2 separate regions of the Mus musculus genome follow, and region 1 is linked to region 2. A link is a contact called in ENCODE Hi-C data. All regions are on one chromosome and are shown on one strand. Each heading gives the region's core, a stretch centred on a gene start or an enhancer-like site at or near the end of the contact. The rest is flanking DNA. Distances are from core to core; before and after follow the strand shown.

Region 1 (3,955 bases), core at 508-3,007, 36 kb after region 2:
TCATACTGGGAAGTCTAGGGAGAGGTGAGCAGACTGGTAGGAAGCTATGAGGTTCTATTAACTGCAGTTGAGGTTTATCGGAACATGTGGCTCAGGGGCTATCGTTGGGCAAAAGAGAGGTGCAGGATGGGGCAGGGCTCGAGGTGGAAACTCAGGACCACCATCCTGTTGTTTGTTCATGTTCAGGTGCCTTTCGGTCAGAGAAGCTCTCCCAACTCGTACTGTGAGCTTGTTCACACAGCTTTCTCTTGAGTCTAGGACTGAACTGGTTTCCTTAGTTGGATCTGGGTGCACAGAACGATCTTCCCAGTGAAGAGGCTGTTTCACATGGGGTTTTGGGTTTTCCAAATCTGGTGGAAAGATGGCCCTAGGCGGCGAGGCTCAGGGAGGCATGGCCCTGGGGATCTGTTTTGAGCTCATTGCTCTTTCTTTCATCACAAGCCAGAATGCTCTCGATGGGATGGGTGGTTTTCCCAGCCTTGTATTGTCATGGTCTGTCCTGGGTGTGTGGGGCAAGGATGCTGCCAGCTGGCACAGTTGCTGAATTCTCAGAACCCTTATTTCAAAGTAATTATTGACCAAAAAAGCAGACCTAGCCACACAGCTCATAACTACTTCCATATGCCCAGCCTTGGAGGCCCCAGGAATGCCCCCTAGGACTCCTCTGGAGTATAGGGAGAATGGCCCAACATGCCCTCAGCAGAGGGTAGTCTGGGGTGCTGTCCAGGATCCTCCAGGGCTCAGGCAGGGAATAGGAGTTCCCCAATACAGGGTGCAGCTTCTGGCCAGAGGTCTGGGTCCTGGTATAATTTATACAGGCCTCTCTGGCTCATCTCTCTCGTTGTCAGGAGTGATGGTGCCTGAAGTATATTCCAGCCAGGAGAATCAGCAGAAATGTGACGTATGGAAGTGTTTGAAAGCTTCAAAGTACCGTGAAATTCTTAGATGGTTCATTCAGCCCTTATTTAGGGTCTAAGACAAGTCAAAAGGGACCAGGCTCAGTAAACTATCTCAGGTCCATATCATGTCGTTGGTGACATGGCAGTCAGCTTCTGTCCAACCCACAGCGTCATAAGGAGCAATGAGCCAAGCAGGTGCGTGGTAGCCAGAACTAGAGCCTAGATGCTCTGGGTGGCCCTGTTTTAACAAGGTGCTCAGGAGATCTCAGGCTCTGCAGGGGAGGTGAGGCTGGCGGTGGGTTTGAGAGCTCTGGTTATCGCTACAGAGCAACACAAAGACATGAGTTTCCTGTCAGCTTCTCTGCTCACTTCTCATTAGCTCCCAAGATGGCAGGCAGGGCAAGAGCTCCAGGTTCTGTTTGGAGAGGAGGAAATGGAGAAACAACTGGGAAATGTAGTTGTCCAAGGTCACTGGGTAAGTTACAGCAGAGAACCTCGAGGTCAGAAGCCAACCCCAGATGGATCGGTCCCTGGAAGCTGACGGCCTGGAGACCAGTGTCTATGAGCTTGAACTTAACACTTCAAATCCAGAATTCTAGCAAACACCATGTTCTCAACTAACTAACTCCAAACAGTGACACAGTACGCAAGGCAGGCACGTGCTACCACCACAGAGGTGAGAACGCTTGTCCAATATCACATGCCTAGGAACAGGGTAGTGTCCAGGCTTTGGACACCCATATAGGCTATTCCCCCTGTGGTCTAAGCGGTCGCTGTCCCCTGCCAGAGCTCATGGGCTGTTAGGCAGTATTGGTCTGGATCCCTGGATAGGCCTGGGATGAGGAGTGGCCATCTAGAGCCTCAGCCAGCCATTGTGTGCTGGGTTCTGTCAAGCGGCTGGGTGTGGCCCCAGGGGCTGCTAGGCCAGTCTCATGGGAGGAAGTGTCAGTGTTTACAGGAAATGCAGGACAAGGCCTGGGAGATGGAGGAGGGGTAACCAGCCACCCTGAGCACTGGAGGTGCTCGAGCCCAGGGCGGGGTGCCCCTCTTCCACCCCAAGGACGAAGGTTTTTGTTACTCTGGAAGGAGAGTCCACTTCACAAGCAGCCTCACCCCTCTTCCATGCCTCTCGCTTCTGAAAGGACAGCACCCAAGTTCCTCAGAGAACATTCATCTTTCTCCCCAGCAGCGGACTCATCTGTGCCCCTGGTACTACTGGGCCTTGCCTTCCTTCCTTTCCTGTTTTAGAGGGCAGCAAGGCAGGGCCAGCTCTGTGTAGCCCCAGCACCTGAGGGGTGAGGTTGGCTTCATGCCCTAGAAGTTCCTTAAGATGGGTGTGAATGTGGAAACTTACTTTAAAAACAAAACAAAACAAAACAAAAAACCCATAAACCCTAAAAAGTCTAAAACAGGCCTGGTGGCGGTTACACACGGGCACTGCTAAAGCCTGAGAGTAAACTCCACAATGCCTTAGCTACTTGGATGTACTGAATGCCCTTTTGCCAGAGAGATGAGGCTGGGGTCAGAGGTGTGCTTGCCTGGCATGCAGGAAACCCTGGGTTAGACTCCTAACAATGCATAGATTGGGCATAGTAACAAATTCCTGTAATCCTGGCACTAGAGAGACAGAGGCAGAAGAATCAGAAATTCAAACTCTCTATGTAGCCACCCTCAGCTACATAAAGAGTTTAAGGCTAGCCTGGGCTATAAGATATTCTCTCTAAAAATAAGAGAAAAAAACCAGGCATCATGTTTGGGGCCAGACTTGAACTGAGCTACGGCAGCTTTGTCTCTCACACTCCATCACGCCCCTCTGCCTTCCCTAATGAACGCACATCCCTTTGTGCCCCACCTGGACCTCGGCCAGCCTCCAACCTGTTCCCTCTGTGCCTCCTCTCCAGGTTTCCAGGGCCAGAGCGCTAGAACCTGATGGTGTTGCCATAGAAACAGAGGTTGCCTTTTAAGGGTCTTAGTCTTGTTAATAAAATAATTTCAGAATATGAAAAGGAAGCCCATGGACAATTTTGTTAGAGTTAGGAGAGAAACACAATCCAGGTACTTTGGGGGAATCGCAGAAGCTGCCAAGGAGAGAGATGGAGAAGTCGTGTCTTTCGAGGTAGTCATGGGGTAGATGTAGACAGTATATTAAGAAAAGAAAAAGCACGCTCATGAATAGAAGCGGGCTGAGGAAAGATCCCCCCAAAACATGGGCTCTATGGTCTTTTAATGGCCCCCCACTTCCCCTCCAGTTTGTATTTTGGTTTTGCACATGCTCTGTTACTTAGATGACACCAGAAGGGCATCCAGTCTTGCTCTGCAAACTGTTTCTTTCACACTTAATCTTAATTTGTTTTTTTTTGAGGGGGGATTCTATTGTTATTTTTCTTATTCTTCTGTCACAACACACGTCAGGTCTAGAATATTACAGAATCCGTTTCCAAGCCAAAGCCTTTCTTGGCTACAAAGGCAGAGAGGCCTGAGCTGAGCACAAGGTTTCCACCCCCACCCCCACCCCCACAATCACCAGCATCTCATGCCAGCTACAATCTATACTGAGTGCCCTCCACCAGCATCTCATGCCAGCTGCAATCTATACTGAGTGCCCTCCTTCTGGGCCTTTAGGTTGCCTTTTCCAGGACTGTCCTTCTCTGGTGACTAAGCTATGCTTCTATTGGGCATGCTGCCCGCTTAGTCCGTCCTAGACCAAGGTATTGGGGGAGGTGGACCAGGGTGTGCTTCCCTAGGCTGTGGCAGCTGTCTGGGCAACTGTCCACTCACCAGCAGGCCACGAGTGCCAGGCTCAGATTATTTGCCTATACATCCCCGGCTGTGCATGTAGGAGTGTCCAGGAGCACAGGACAGCAGCTGAGTGTTGTTCGTGAGATACCTCGTAAGCAGATGCCCATTGAGCATCTGGTGAGTACAGGAGACTGTGGGGTTTGAACATGAGGCACTAACAGGAGTTCAGAGCCCGGTGGGAAAGAAGGCTGCAGAAACCTAAGAATGCTCTGTGGGAGGGGTGCTGTGGAACTCAGGCCTGCTGAGAGGAGCAGAAC
Region 2 (4,516 bases), core at 421-2,920:
CTTTCCATCACCTTGACCGTCTTCCTGCCTCAACTCTGCCACTTCTACCCCCGTTATCACCTGCTCCATCTCCACCTCTATCACCACCAACTCCTTCCCCTCTTACCTGCTCACCACCTCTGCGTCACCTATTCCACCACCTACACTGAGGACACCATGACTTGCATGACCACTCCTTCTCTACCTGGGGCACTACCACTCTCTCTCCTTCTGTTTCACCGCCAATGTCCTCATTCACTTCTAATGTCATCTCTGTCACCTCCATTTCCACCAGCATCACCTCCATCCTGAGCTAACCACCATGCACAGATCGATTGAATCTACCAATAACCAGTAATGTACTCAGTCAGATTTTCTTTTTTTCTTTTTCTTTTTCTCTTTTAATTAATCATCTATTTAATGTTAGCATGAGTTGGGGAAAGGCACCCAAAGCCATGGTGCACTTGTGGAGACCAGAGACAACCATTGGAATCTGCTCTCTCTCCTTCCACCTATGTGAGGTCCAGGGATTGAACTCTGATGTCCAGGTTTACGTGGCAAGCTCTTTACTCACTGAGCCATCTCGCTGACCCCAGCCATAAATTTTCTATTCCAGAGTCAAAAGTATTTTTCCACAAAGGGCTGGAGGTTTCAGTGTCTGGTGTGGTGACTCTGGGATGAAAAGGTCATTTGAAAAATTCAAATTCAGTTCTTAATTGTACAGTAGAGGGAAACATAGACCGCTCAAGGACATGTCATGCCTTTACATGCCTCAAGTCCCCCCAAGTTATCTCCTTCACTTCTTGTTTGGTTGACCCCTCTCACTGGGGACCTCCTCTGAGCTCCAGACCCAAGCTGTAGGACTGTGTATGTCAGACAGGACTCCCTGAGGGCAAAGGCATCTATATGGTCATTAACAGGCAGTACGGAGGAGATACTGGGTCTCACTATCTGGATACAATGTGAATCAAGCCCCCCACCCCCACCCCCACCCCCAGAAACGAGATAGCCCTTTCCAGCCATCTCCAAGAGGTGATGGATGACTACACAGACATACTCTGAAGCTCCCGGCTTCTGACTTGGGTTTCCTCAGAAAGTCCTGGCAGTTGCTCTGATTCTGAGTCTGATGAGGGCCCGGAAATGCGCATTTCACACACTCCCCATGGGTTCTGGCTATGGAGAGCCCCAACTGGTCTTCTTCACAGCCAGGGTGCTTCTCCATGGTGTTTGTTGGTTTAATTCGCCTTCTGTCCCTAACGACCTCTTCATTTGAGCTCTCCATGAGGAAGAGAACTTGTAGCTATCACGCTCCGTGGTCGCCTAGCCCAGACTGAATGAACATCCAAATCTGAAAATAAAGGGATGGATGGCCTCTGTCCCTAAGCCTTGTACAGCTCCTTTGGTCTCCTTGATCATAGCCCTGGCCCCTTTAAGTGTGCGTGGGGACGCCGGGACCCTCGGTCTCTGACAGCACAGAAAAAAAAAAAAAAGAAAAAAAAAAAAGCCTTCCTCTCGGGAGCGGGAGGAAACATAGGAGGGGGCGGAGGCGCGGCCGGAGCCTGGAGCCCCGAGCTTGAGCGGACGCCCCGCCCAACCCGAGCCCCGCGCCCAGCGCCCCTCGCCTTGCCGCGGAGTGCTGCGCCCGGGGCGGGCCGGGCCGGGGCGGGCGCGGGCGCGGTGGACTGGGCGGCAGTGGGACTCCGACTGACCGACCCGCACAGCACGCAGCGACCAGCCTCGGGCTCCGCGGTGGAAGATGCACAGAGCAGGTAGGAGCCCGCGCCACCTTCCGCGCTCCGGCGGCAGGCTCTGCGAGTGGAGCTTGCGGGACCCGGGTTCCCCTCTCTAGTAGCCCAGAGTTCGGGTGTTCTGTCCCACGCACCTCGCCGTTGTCCCCCGAGGAAGGGTCCCCTCAGAAACCAGGACACCCTGCCTTCCAAATCGTGCCCTCCAACACCCAATCCTTCCCCTTCTGTCCTTTGGGTCCCAGCAGGTCCTCCTTCACCCTTTGGTGGCTGCATTTGGTTCCCGGGCGCCGACGCCAGTCTGTTCTGGCACTCCAGGGCTCGACACACCCCACTCTGCCATCAAACACCTTGGTTGAGTTAGGAAGCTTGGGCTGTTCCTCTAGATGCACCCCTCTTAAAACCCTCAGCCCGGGCTCCACTACCGGTCCGAGGCCCCGTCACTCCCAGGAGCGTCAGCGTCCCTCTTACCCCCTTCCCCCTCGGGTCTCAGTCTGTGAATCAGACTTCACCAGGTCAGTGATTCCGGGAAACACAAAAGTGTTCTCAAAGAAATTTAGCGATCTCTGCCGAGGAGTGCCATTTAGCAGATTGAGAAAGTGAGCCTCAGTCAGATGGGCGGTGCCTGGAATCTGGATTCCCAGCTGCTGTACACAGGAAAGTTCTCAAAGATGAGCGCGTGCTAGGTAGTAATCCTGAGACCTATCTGCTCCACGCGGTTGCACCCTGTTTTCTTTTACTGCTATCGCTGAGCAGAAGAGGAACTCCTTCCTCACCAAGGACCCTGTTCAATGCCACACTTCCCAACACACATCCCCAAAGAAACAGGAAGCCACCATTTTGGCTGTCTTGGAACCATATCCTGCTGCTGTTACTGCTGCTGTTGGTGGTGGTGGTGGTGGCCTCGGTGGTGGCGGTGGCAGTAGTGGTGGTGTGTGTGAGGGGCAGGAGGAGTTGAGGCTTTTTTTTCTTTTTAAGAGTGTTTTACTGAAAAGTCATTGTCTTGGGAGCAAGGTGCGGCTGGAGACATTGGGCTGGTCTTACAACAGACTGAGGAGTGGGGCAGCCACCTCCCTGTGTCCAGGCATTGGTGTTGCTGAGGGTAATTAACGTGGGTCACAGAATTGAGGGGCATAAGGAGGAGAGTCACCGCATAGGAGTGGAGAGGACTGGAACAGGGTTCCCAGGGGCTGGCTACCCACTGCTCTCTGGGGAAGGTTGTAGTCTGGACAGAGATAGGCTGGCTTTCCCTACTCTCCTAACAAAACAGCTTGGTAACAATGGAGAGAGCCAGTCCAGCTTCCCCATATTTTCCTGTATGAAGCTGGAGCAGGCCCTCCTTTCCTAAGAGTCTGGAGGGTGGAGGGAAACAGAACAAATTTAGATGTAGATTTGACCCCAGGAAGCCTTTGCAGTGGGCACTTTTAGATCTAGCTGCCTTGTAATTTGTGTCTGTAGACATGATTCCCTTTTCAATATGATAGCCTTCCATGGTGACCGGTGGATGTCACACTCCCTGCCTCCAGATCTCATGGCTCCAGGACTCCCTGGGGTTGGATCTCAGAGCCACCATATGCTTATGTGACCTTGAGCAGGTTTCTTAACTGCTGTCCCTCAGTTTATCTATCGGACAAATCAAGATCTGTCTCAGACTTGTCTCTACTAACCAACAATAAAGTAAGCAGAACACAGTCCAAGCGACCACTGAACACTAACTCATATTTCCCGGGAACTTATAATGGATTAGTTACCACTACCGTGTATTCTTTCTGTCAGTCTAGTTAACATCATCAACAACAACCTGACGATGGGAAATTGAGCTACTCTGATCTGTTCAGGGGCCAAGACAGGATCGAAATCCAGTTTGAAAGCCATTTTGTTTTTAAATCCAGGCCCATCTTGGTGCATAGGGGATGTTTGCCTCTTGACTTTGTCAGGTGTTTTGTGTCTGTTGATTTCCTCGAACTCACAATAGTGCCATGAAAAGGTGGGTAGTTCTTTCCTTCCCCAGAAGGAAGACGTGGCTTCCAGAGGCAGAGGGATGTAGGATGTATACACACAGCTGTATGAGAAGGGCTGGTACCAGACCCTAGGCCTCCCCGCACTCTGTCTCCCACTGTCTTCCTGGGAAGTGCCCTGTTGTGGGTCACTGGACAAGCTTTAACAGCAGCCTAATTAGAAGCCAGAAGGCTTGGCTTGGACTTTCCAGCGGGCACTGAGGAATGGATGTTAAATTAAGATGCATTGCAAGGTGAAATTGGAAGATAATTGTTCTTGCGACATATGGTCAGGAGCGCTGCTCCAGGGGGAGTGGAGGGAATGGCAGGGGAGAAAGACTTGGGATCAGATGTCAGAGTGTCAAAAGATGCTGCAAGAAGCCCCCTGAGTTGGAAGAACTGGGGGGATTAACTTTTGGGTCCAACTCTACAGGTGGGGAAACTGAGGCATGAGAAGGGGAGAGACTTGGCCAAGGAGACATCTCCATTTAGTGGCTTAGTCAGGAATGGAGGCTGAGGCTCTGGCTCCCTGTCCAGGGCTCCTTCCCAGCCTCCATCTAACTGGACTCCTGCATGGCTGTGAGGGAGCAGCAGGCATGAATGTGTGAGTGACAGATATTTAATTAAAATCTAGAGAGAAAATAGCAGCTAGTACCAGCAGCCGGCTGGGAGTGATTTGTATCATCAGGCGCTATTGAAAACGTTCTTTCTTTCTGTGCCCATCCACTAGTTAGCATTTTGACTAAAGGGGTGCTCTGTCTTTGCACTATCCTCAGGTATGGCAAATCTCCAGGC

The links. A loop is a pair of places that touch in the nucleus more often than their neighbours do.
Region 1: a loop to region 2 is called in a map of heart, with 3 times the contacts of the local background. The contact joins the enhancer-like site here to the promoter of Fgd5 in region 2. A Hi-C loop is called at or near these places in 4 of 37 maps with a recorded cell type or tissue (all heart).

Annotation. Positions count from the first base shown.
Region 1 is chr6:92,013,299-92,017,253 of GRCm38, forward strand. The region is part of intron 2 of Fgd5 (FYVE, RhoGEF and PH domain containing 5); the gene reads left to right. Among named protein-coding and RNA genes, the nearest start is that of Fgd5, 36 kb to the left of the region's middle. Within about 2 kb of position 1,758, at least 1 of the 3 ENCODE cell types and tissues checked has a DNase peak (open chromatin) inside an H3K27ac peak, as active enhancers do; it is heart, where a contact is called at or near this core.
Region 2 is chr6:91,977,295-91,981,810 of GRCm38, forward strand. Fgd5 (FYVE, RhoGEF and PH domain containing 5) reads left to right here and starts at 1,671. Exons shown (of 21, transcript NM_172731.3): 1 at 1,671-1,748. The coding sequence starts at 1,736.